Linked DNA regions of Homo sapiens: region 2 is linked to region 1. Evidence: read pairs that join two places in POLR2A ChIA-PET (ENCODE). Cell type or tissue: PC-9. All regions are shown on one strand. Links, peaks and the distances in the headings refer to the core of each region. The heading gives the core; the rest is flanking DNA.

What was found. ChIA-PET counts read pairs that join two places held together with the same protein. Peaks named below come from ENCODE experiments on the same cell type or tissue, not always from the same donor. Only the 100,000 strongest peaks of a DNase experiment are listed, where the experiment ranks them.
Region 2: POLR2A ChIA-PET joins it to region 1 with 9 read pairs; 1 of 35 experiments calls an interaction of 5 or more read pairs at or near these places.

What each region holds. Positions count from the first base shown.
Region 1 is chr1:94,781,122-94,786,501 of GRCh38, forward strand. All of the region lies in intron 1 of SLC44A3-AS1 (SLC44A3 antisense RNA 1), which reads right to left. Among named protein-coding and RNA genes, the nearest start is that of SLC44A3-AS1, 36 kb to the right of the region's middle. RefSeq lists an enhancer at 2,041-2,803. In PC-9, for the core only: no CTCF peak of the experiment used is centred there; DNase peaks (open chromatin) are centred at 2,360, 2,850 and 3,170; H3K4me3 peaks cover 419 bases; H3K27ac peaks cover 3,053 bases.
Region 2 is chr1:94,696,921-94,702,300 of GRCh38, forward strand. The region is part of intron 2 of SLC44A3-AS1 (SLC44A3 antisense RNA 1); the gene reads right to left. Among named protein-coding and RNA genes, the nearest start is that of MIR378G, 46 kb to the right of the region's middle. In PC-9, for the core only: no CTCF peak of the experiment used is centred there; no DNase peak of the experiment used is centred there; H3K27ac peaks cover 610 bases.

The DNA of each region.
Region 1 (5,380 bases), core at 209-5,208:
GCCAAACAAGAGACCCAGAGCCAGCAAACGAGACACGGGGTTTTATTAGGGAGAAATTACATACAGGAATAGTCCAGTGGTGGAAGACTGAACAGGAAACTGTAACTGCTTGAAAAAAGCATGTAGTTTAGATAGCACCTTCACTTAGCACGCTCCCCCCGACAACCTCCATGTGGCAACCCTCATTTCTTAAGTCATTGCTGGCAGGTGCATCTGCCGTATAGGGTCATTCTCAGGGTGTGAATAAGTCAGTGCTGTCAGATGCAACTACTGTGCCCGTGGGATCTTCACAAGAGAGTGAAATCCAAAGAAATGCCCAAAGCAAGATGTCTTTATACTTTTTAGACAAAGAACAATGAATTTGAGAAGAAATGACAAGAAAAAGGGGATCTGGCTAGGGGTAGTAAATTTTAAGGGAGTCATAGGAGCTATATGAGGGGACATAAAACTAGTGGACGACAGGGGTTACTTCGGTAATATTTATTTAGGTCCACTGCAGCCTTAACTTCCCAGTCTCTGGTAATAAGGACGATTTTCTTGCCCTGGTACATGGAGGTCCCCCTCCAAGAGGAAGCTTTATGGCTTGCTGCATGCAGGGGGAGACAGGACAACTGGCCCTTTCTGAAACTACAATTTCTTCAATGTTTGTAACTCAAAATAATAAATATACCAATGTGGCATATTTTGAGATTGCACATTCTTCATTCCTTCAGAATTCAAAGTCACAGATGTTGGCTTTGTCCTTGACATTGCCTCTGATAAGTTTGGTGATCTTCACCAAGTCATCAAACCCTTCTGAGCTTTAATATCCTCCTCCTTAAAATGTATATAAGAATCAGTAGAAACAATAGCTACCACAGAGCTGTAAAGAGTTCATAAGGTGCTACAGAAATGTAAGGCATTTGTGAATGTGGTGTAATTTTTTTCAATAAATAAATATTAATTGAGCATCAATTATATGCCAGGTGCTAGGAAAAAACAGAAAAATAGCATTAGTGGCATCTACTTGCTTCCTTCCTTGCAGGCATATACTTTTGCAATTTGTTTCTGTCCTTCAGTGACATCAGTGCATAATGCCAGTTTCCCTCTCTTGTCTGTGATAGGGAAAGAGAGAAAGGAGCACACATAGCTCCCCACACATTCCCTGGCCCCAACCCTGCCAAGCCCTACACTGTAGAAACACAGAGGGAAGGCAGACAAAGGAGAGATTATGGGTATTAATGCTCTGGGGAAAATGCAAACCAGCCTGTTCATACCACCGGTCACAGAGTTTGATGATAGACCATGAGCTGTGACCATGAAAGGGATGCTGGCTTGACATTAGGATCAGTATATTTATAAGCAGATCAGGAGCTTATCCCATCATTAGAGCCTTTTGATCTTCCTTGCCCACCAAAAGGAAAAGCAAGACACCATCAAGTGAGGAGCCTGGGCCAAAGGTACCATGATACAGTCCAGTGCCTGAGGAATAAAACAGCCCCCGCCCTAGATGCTGCACTCAGATGGGAATGGAGGGAGTACTTGGGCACCTCTAGAATCATTCATTCAATCAAGCATTCAAAAAATACCTATCAAAACAGTGATAGGTATCAAAACCTATCAAAAAACCTGTCAAAACCTAACCAAAAAAGGTTAAAACACTGACTTTTTGCTGCACAAACCTGGGTTCAAAACTTAGCTCCACCCTTTAAAAGATATGGGACCCTAAGCAAGTTGCAGAACCTCCCTAAACCCACCACTTCATCCAGAAACTAGGATAACACTAATAGCTACCCTTAGAATTGTGGTGGAGATTAAATGTTACGGAGCTCTTAGCACTGTGCCTTGCAACTGCTAAGCATATAATGAATAATTGTTATTATAATCATCATTATCATTGATATGTGCCAGGCACCATCCTAGATCCTAGGGCCAAAGAGTTAGAGAAAAAAAAAAAAGTTATTGCACTCACTCAGGCAGACTACTCACTATAATACAATATGGTCAGTATTACAACAGGGCTAGGAACAAAAAGTTGTGGGAGAAAAGGGTTTGAGGGAGAGGGGTGGTGGCTTCCCAGAAGAGACAGTGTTTTCATTCAGCCTTAGAGGATAAGTAGGGATTTCACCAGGAGAAAGAGAGAGAATAAGGTAAGGCATTCCAGGCAGAGAAAATGTCCAAAGCAAAGTTATGGAGGAAGAAAGGAGCAAGGTGAGTTGAGACAGCTGCATGCAGTGCATCCTGGTCCTTCCTCTCCTCTAGTACATTGCAGAGAATCACCTTGTTCTGCTCAGAAAACACAACCTGGGGTGTGCTGGGCTGATAGAGAGATTCCAAAGAAGGAAGTGCCCAGGACTCTGGCACTCTTTCTGCTGCTTGGAATTCACCCTTCAGCCATTCCAGATGCCTGATTGCCAGGAGGAAGAGCAGAGTTGCCAAGGTCCTAGCTGAGGGAGAAAAGAGGGCAGAGCCTCCCCAGAGCTGGAAGGCCCTTTCAGCAGAGCCCTGGGGAAGCCACAGTCAGCTCCACGGCAGCAATCCCTGTAGGAGCAGCCAAGGAGCTGAAGCGCAGCCAGCCAGGCTGGCCAGCCAGCCTCCACCACAACAGTCGCTATTTACTTTGGATGCTGGCCGTCCCCACAATTCACACACAAGATTTATTACCAGAAAGTAAGTCATACAGGCTGCAGTAATAACATACTTCCTAAACGCAAGCCTTCACTCCTGTGGCTAGGGCAGGAGGATAGGACAGGAGGAATATCATCCAGTTATGGGGAACATCTATCATGCCTTATATGTTTAGAGAACATTTAAGTTCCCTAGGGAAGTCTTTCTCTGTGTCTTCAGCAACTTTGGTATCTGATCACTATAACAGGGTAATAGGCTGGAATTTTCTTTTTCTTTTTTTTTTTCTTGAGACAGAGTCTCGCTCAGTTACCCAGGCTGGAGTGCGGTGGTGTGATCTCAGCTCACTACAAGCTCCGCCTCCCGGGTTCATGCCATTGTCCTGCCTCAGCCTCTCGAGTAGCTGGGACTACAGGAGCCTGCCACCACGCCCGGCTAATTTTTTTGTACTTTTTAGTAGAGACGGGGTTTCACTGTGTTAGCCAGGATGGTCTCAATCTCCTGACCTCTTGATTCGCCCGCGTTGGCCTCCCAGAATGCTGGGATTACAGGCGTGAGCCACCGCGCCCAGCCTAGGCTGGAATTTCCAACTGTGTGTATACTCCCTGTCTTTTCCCTGACCTCTTATTTCAATCAGGAAACAAAGTTTTGTGATTTCTTGTAAGGGGATTCTGACAAAGTGGAAAGCAGACAGCAGACATCAATTCTAGAGCAACGGAAGTCAGAGGCCAAGGCAGGAAGAATGTCTTTAAGGAGCAGCAAGGTAGGAAATGGAGATTCCTAGAAACTGGAAAGAAGGTGGCAAGGTTTTAGAGAGGAGCCGCTAAGTGGTTATGGATTCCTGGAACTGAGCTTGGCCCTGAGGGGAAGAGAGAATTACCACCCAGCCACCTGTGCCAACAGATAGTTTCTGTCCATTGGAGACAGAAACAGGCCATTGGCTGGCCTGGTAATATGGTTTGGATGAACCCAAATCTCATGTCAAAATATAATCCCCAATGTTGGAGGTGGGGCATGGTAGGAGGTGACTGGATCATGGCGGGAGGATTTCTCATGAATGGTTTAGTGTCATCTCCATGGTATTGTCCTCACAATAGTAAGTTCTTGTGAGATCTGGTCATTTAAAACTGTGTGTCACCTCCTCATATCTCTTGCTCCTGCCTTTGCCATGTTAAGTGCCTGCTCCCGCTTTGCCTTCTGCCATATGAGTAAAAGCTCCCTGAGGCCTCCCCAGTAGCAGATGCTGCCATGCTTCCTGTACAACCTGCAGAACTGTGAGTCAATTAAACCTCTTTTCTTATAAATTACCCAGTCTCAGGTATTCCTTTATAGCAATGCAAGAACAGGCTAAAACACCTGGTCTACTACATTCTTATTTGCACTGTTTAAGCAGAAGAGTTCCAGGCAATACGAACTTAGTCTAATTTAAATCATAAAAACAGAGTCGCAGTTTCTGCAATCAATTCCTAGACTTGAGCCAGTTTACAGATCCCAAATGCCTTGAAAGAAGGGGAGGTTTGAGCTCCTTGAAGAAGTACCCATTACACTGCCAAAAGTTTATGCCATTAATCTTTTTCTCAGCCCTCCCCAAAGGACCTATGGCCTTCTGCCAGGGTGACTGTGCATTAGGGAAAACAAAATAATCAGACTTTTAGGTGATTATTGGACACTGACTTACTGGATTAGTGACACTAATCTTAGGAGACCCAAACCATCACTGTGGTCTATCAGTCAGAATATAAATTTTATTTATTTATTTATTTAGACATATGGTCTCACTCTGGTTGCCAAGGCTGGAGTGCAGTGGCATGATTTTGGCTCACTGCAGCCTCGACGTCCCCTGGCTGAGGTAATTTTCCCACCTCAGCCTCCAGAGTAGTTGGGACTACAGGCTCATGCCACTACATCCGGCTAATTTTTTTGTATTTTTAGTAGAGACCCGGTTTCACCATGTTGCCCAGGCTGGTCTTGAACTCCTGGGCTCGAGAAATTCACTCCCTTCACCCTCCCAAAGTGCTGGGATTACAGGCATGAGCTACCATGCCGTCCTAGAGTGGGAACTTCTGAAACTCAGGTAATTAGTGTAGTTTTAGCTCAAGTCACAGTGAGTCCAGTGGGTCTCCAAACGCATTCAGTGGTCATTTCTCCAGTTCCAGAGTAAATAATTGGAATAGACATATTCAGCAACTGGCAGGATCCCCATGCTTGTTCTCCGACTTGTGGAGTGAGGGCCATTACAATAAGAAAGACCAAGTGTAAGCCACTAGAATAGTCTTTACCTAGGAAAACAGTAAACCGAAAGCAATACTGCATTCATGGGAGGGATTCTAGAGAATGGTGCCACTATCAAAGGTTGGAAGGATGCACACGTGGTGATTCCCACCACATCCTCATTCAACTTGCCTATTTGGCCTGTACAGAAGACAGATAGATACTGGAGAATGGCAGTGGATTATAGTAAGCTTAATCAGGTGGTGACTTGAATTTCAGCTGGTCTTTCAGAAAAGGCTTCATTGCTTGAGCAAATTAACACATGCCCTATTACTGGTATGCAGCGACTGGTCTGACAAATGCCTTTTTCTCAATACCTATTAATAAAGACTACCAGAATTGATTTGCCTTCTGTTGGCAAAGCCAGCAATACACCTTAACTGCCTTACCTTGGGGTATATCAACCCTTCAAACCTAAATGTTATATTATAGTCTGCAGGGACTTGATCATCTTTCCATAAGACCACTGGTTTATTACATTGATGAATGCTGATTCCACCTAGTG
Region 2 (5,380 bases), core at 163-5,162, 84 kb before region 1:
CACATGGAATTTTTAAAAAGTTGATATAATAGAAGCAGAGAGTAGAACAGTGGTTACCAGAGACTGGGGAGAGAAAAGGAAGGTTAGGGAAAATTTTGTTTATGGATACAAAGTTACTGTTAGATAGGAGGATTCAGTTCTGATGTTCTGTTGCACAGTAGGGTGACTCTGATTAACAGTAAAGTACTGTATATTATGAAATAGCTAGAAGAGAGGCTTTTTTTTTTTTTTGACAGTCTTATTCTGTCACCCAGGCTAGACTGTGGTGGCATGATCTCGGCTCACTACAACCTCTACCTCCCAAGTTCAAGCAGTTCTCATGCCTCAGCCTCACAAGTAGCTGGGACTGCAGGCATTTGCCAACACAGCTAATTTTTTTATTTTTAGTAGAGATGAGGCTTTGCCATGTTGGCCAGGCTGGTCTCGAACTCTTGGCCTCGAGTGATCCACTGCCTCGGCCTCCCAAAGTGCTGGGATTACAGGTGTGAGCCACTGCAACCGGCCGAGAGGCTTTTGAAGGTTCTCACCAAAAACAGATAATAAATGCATGAGATGATGAATGCACTAACTACCCTACTTGGATCGTTATACAACATATATATGTGTGTGTGATATATATATGTGATATATAAAAATATATATAGTGTGATATACATAAATATATATATTTTTTGAAAAATCAAATTGTAGAATGAGGTGGTATCCCATTATGGTGTTGATTGTATTTCCCTGATGGTTAGTGAGGTTGATTATTTTTTGGAGTAGTGTGTGAGGTATTGCTCCTCACACAAGGGCATTAGCTGTGGGGGTCTGCCCGCAGACCCTGACCCAAACGACGGATGAATAAAATGTACACTGACACACAGATATTCTGCTTTGCCAGTCCAGCTGAGCGTCCGACCGCCTGCACACCAAGAGAGGTTTGTCACTGCGGTCGGCCCTGAGCAGCTTGCACTCCAGGCATTTATTTAGTATACAATTAATAATAGAAGCTTTGAGGAAACACACTTGTGGATAATTAACATTGTTAAGAGAGTAGTTCTACGAATGATTAAAGCTCAGGTACCACGGTCTAAAGTAAATACCATTAGGGGGCAATTTCCCTGGTCGACCTCCCTCACAGAGGGCCATCTGGCTCAAAGGTTAGTTAAAGGAGGTAGGGTAAACAGACTTAATTGGGGAAGCCTCTATTGTTACTAGTATTTACCCTATGACTTAATGCTCTGAGGTAACAGGCTGCCTTCAGCCTGTTCAATTATTACAAGCTATGTAACCTTTCAGCCTTCCAAAAGATTTGTGACTATTTCCTATGACTTTCCCTAATATTTCCCTTTAATATTTCTGCCATCATCCTGAGTGAATCCCAACACCCCATTAATATGTACAATGACAATGTGTCAATAAATAAATCATCTACACATTTTCTTTGACGATGAAAAACAGTTTCTCCATAGCCTTGGGAAGGAGCAGGGAAGGGAGGGAAGAAAAACAGTAAGGAATGCTTAAGTCCGGGGCTCCTGGTATAAAGCTGCCCCTAAGTTAAAAGTTGGGAAGAACCTCAAAGAGTGATTAAGGTATCTTTCTATGTCATGAGTCACCACTGAGAAACATCAAGTGGTGCCTTGAGACCTCCTAGACTTAACATGCTTCCATATATAACTAATAAATTACTAGGAAGAGACTTAGCCCCTTGATGAATGTCTTATTGAGACTGGACAACATAATTTCTGTGAAATCAATAACCAGCCGTTCTTCCTCACCAATACCCTCCCTAGCTAAACATTGTTCATTAGAAGAGATGAAGCAGCTTTGAAACATACATTATCCCCCATCTTTTTAGCTATTGCTGAGAAATTTTGAGTACGAATTAATAACAGGGAAAAGAATCATACTTAAAAGCATGCCGTAAATGGGGCTGTTGAATTTTTGAGTCAACCAGAACCAGAACTAATGTCTGCCTATATGCATGATTTAATTGCTCAAGGTCACTTTCAAGAAGCTGTGCTAAATGCTGACAGACTTTGTTGGAATTATCAGAATTTTTTCAGGCTCAGTCATCTTGGCCTACCTCAGGGAGAAGTCAGATAAAATGTCAGAGGTCTGACTACCCAAACTCCAAGTCACATATTTTCTTCCTTGCCTGTGCTCACTAGCTTCTTCTAAAGTCCATTGGTTTTAGAGTCAAATGATCTGCTTTTGAAATCTAACTTCAACACTTACTAGAGGCTTAAAATCATTTAACAAATATTTATTGAATACCTACTGTGTTACAGGCACTGTAAACATTGGTGAGCATACAGCTCTTTGAGCCTTGGTTTCTTCACATATAGATGGCACTAATAACCCTTCCTTTGACAGTAAACCCAGTAGGGGGCAGGATTAGTGATAGGATTAAGTGACATGGTGGGGCACAGTGGCTCACACCTGTAATCCCAGCACTTTTGAGAGTCTGAGGCACGCAGATCACTTGAGGTCAGGAGTTCAAGACCAGCCTGGGCAACATAGCAAGACCCCATCTCTCTCTCAAAAAAAAAGAACATTAGCCAGGCATGATAATGCACACCTGTAGTCACAGCTACTCAGGAGGCTGAGGCAGGGCAATCCCTTGAGCCCAAGAGTTCAAGGCTGCAACAAGCTAGGATCACACTACTGCACTCCAGGGTGGGCAAGAGTGAGACCCAGTTTAAAAAAAAAAAAAAAAGATTAAGTGAGATGTTTGCTGAACAGCCAGCACATAGTACATACACAGTAAGTGGTAGCCATTATTGTAAGAAAATATTCAGATTTTAAAAGTGGGTAAGAAACATTTCCTCAGCATACCACCCCTTGAACTAGCAAGTAAGAAACTTGATCCTCTTTGAGAAAGTAATCACAATTGGCCCCAGAACATTACACTCTTTTGAAATGGCCTCTTACTGTTCCATGCCCTATGATTCCATGATGGTTAACTTATACATCAACTTGACTGGACAATGGGGTCCCCAGATATTTGGACAAACATCATTTGGGTATTTCCGTGAGGGTGATTTGGATGAGATAAGCATTTAAGTTGGTAGACTATGTAAAGCAGATTGCCCTCTCTAATGTGGATGGGCCTCATCCAGTCAGCTGAAGGACCAAATAGAACAAAAGGCTAACCCTTCTCTGAGTAGAAGGAAATTCTTTCTGCCTAATTGCCTTTGAACTGGAACATCAGCTTTTTTCCTGCCTTTGGTCTTGAACTGAAACATCAGCTCTTCCTTGGTCTCAAGCCTGTTGGCTTTCAGATATGAACAAACACCATCAGCTTTCCTGCTTCTCAGGCCTTTGGACACAGACTGGAACTAAACCATAGTCTTTCCTGGTTCTCTAGCTTGCAGACTCACCGTGCAGATCTTGGGACTTGCCCATCTCCATAATTGCATGAGCCAGTTTCATCCCATTCCTTCAAGTTCTCTGGAGAACACTAACACATTTCCAACGTCTTTTTCCACTCCCCATAATTTACTCTGTACTCTAGTTGGGCTGGACCCAGAATGCTGCTTGGCCTGCCATGCTCTTATGTGTCTTCCTGCCTTTGCACAAACATTTCCTCTGCCCCCAAAGCCCTCCTCTACCCTAATCTTCAGGGTCAACTCCTGCTCACCTGTTAGAACTCAATTTTTGTGTCACTTAACTCAGGATCTTATCCTTTTGAGTTTGGGCCTTCTCCCATGTTAGCCAATGCTCACATCATTTTCATATACTCTTTTGAAATCACCTCTTACTGGTCCTGAGAAGAATGCCATGATTAACTTTTACAAATGAAGGTTTATAAGCCCCAACCAAAAAAAAAAAAAAAGGAACTTCAGATCCACCATTGAACAGGAGATTTCTTCCAGATTACGTGCTTATTACTGTGGCCAGCTTGCCTTTAAAAGCTCTTTCACAATTAGAGATGAAAACGCCATCCTTCTGCAGAGGCAGCCCTAGCTGTAGAGGGCTGGAGACATGGCCCAGGCAAAGGATATCAAAGGTATGTGTCAATCAAACCTCCCACAGGCCAGTGCTCTTCATCATGAAATGCAAAGGGAGATGTTGGCAGATACAGGTTATGTGGGATCCTCTGAGCTGAGATTCAGAGGGCAGTTGCAGCTCCTTCTTACCTCAGAAGCACTGCAAATGGCATCACAGACAAGGGAGAATTTCCTATTGGTCCCTAGGATGGTTCAGGGAATATGAGAAACCAAAAAGAAAAAAGATAACAGAAGATGCAACGATAAAAGTTGGGGCAGGGACTCCTGGGCATGGAGAAAAAGTGTACAGGAATGCCGGGCATTTCAGGCTGACCTAAGGAAGAGCCCTGGATCAAGAAAAGACTGCCTTCTCCTCCTAGACATCTGGAGTCCCCGTACCTCATCCTGATATCTGGTGACTCCTGGAGGTTTTCCTGGAGAGAGCGGGGAGTGTCTACTTGACATCGAAAGGTCAGTATTGGGGTGAACAGTGAGAGGGGGTTAGTGTGCTGTGGACACCAGTGAATGGAGACCTAGAGGGATGGAAATCCACATGCAGTGTAGGAGATGAGGCTTGCACTCCATGAAGCTAAGGCACCGACTGCATTTTGCTTGAAAAGTCTTATACTGCCAGGATCTGGAGTTCAGATAAAACTCTCTTGGCTACACCCATCAGTGGAGTTACTTCTGAAGTTGTTAAAACAGTGTTGTTATAACACTGCTAGAATGGCTATTAAGTTGTGTATGGCATGGAATAGACCAGAGAAACCATAGGAACTTATTACACCGATTAACTAAATTTTACCTTTAAGGTTTCTTCCAAGTTGCCATTTTCAAGATAGTCTTAACTTTAAAAACAAAAAGAAAGTATTTTCACCTCTTGCTTTACAGAAAGTAGACGAAAATATTATTCTAGATGAAATAAGTGTCTCCACAGCCAAGGATGTATCAGGGAGAATTGCATTCCCCTTGTTTCAACTTCTTTAAACATATCTGCCTTTAACAAATGTGCTGAACATGTGTTGCATACAGTATAATGTTTCAGTATATTCCAGTGATGAATTGCCCAGCACCTTATCATAAAAAATGCCCAGCACTTTTATCACTTTATCATAAAAGTAAATAGTACTGTGATTTTTAAAACTCCCAGTAGTTTGGGTACATAGAGATTTAATTATACTGGATCCCTTCACTCACACAGCATTGCTTATACATCTCCATGCATAACTTGGGTCCACACATCTAGCCTTGGTTTGGTTTTTCTTTTTGAAATATATGGTATATTACTGTTTCTTCAGTTTCATGTATCTTGCTAGCTGAAAGACAACTAAACGAAACTGAAGGCATTATCCTCCCTCCGATTCTCACTCCCTGCTGTGTCCCTGGTGGTGTCAAGGACACAGTTC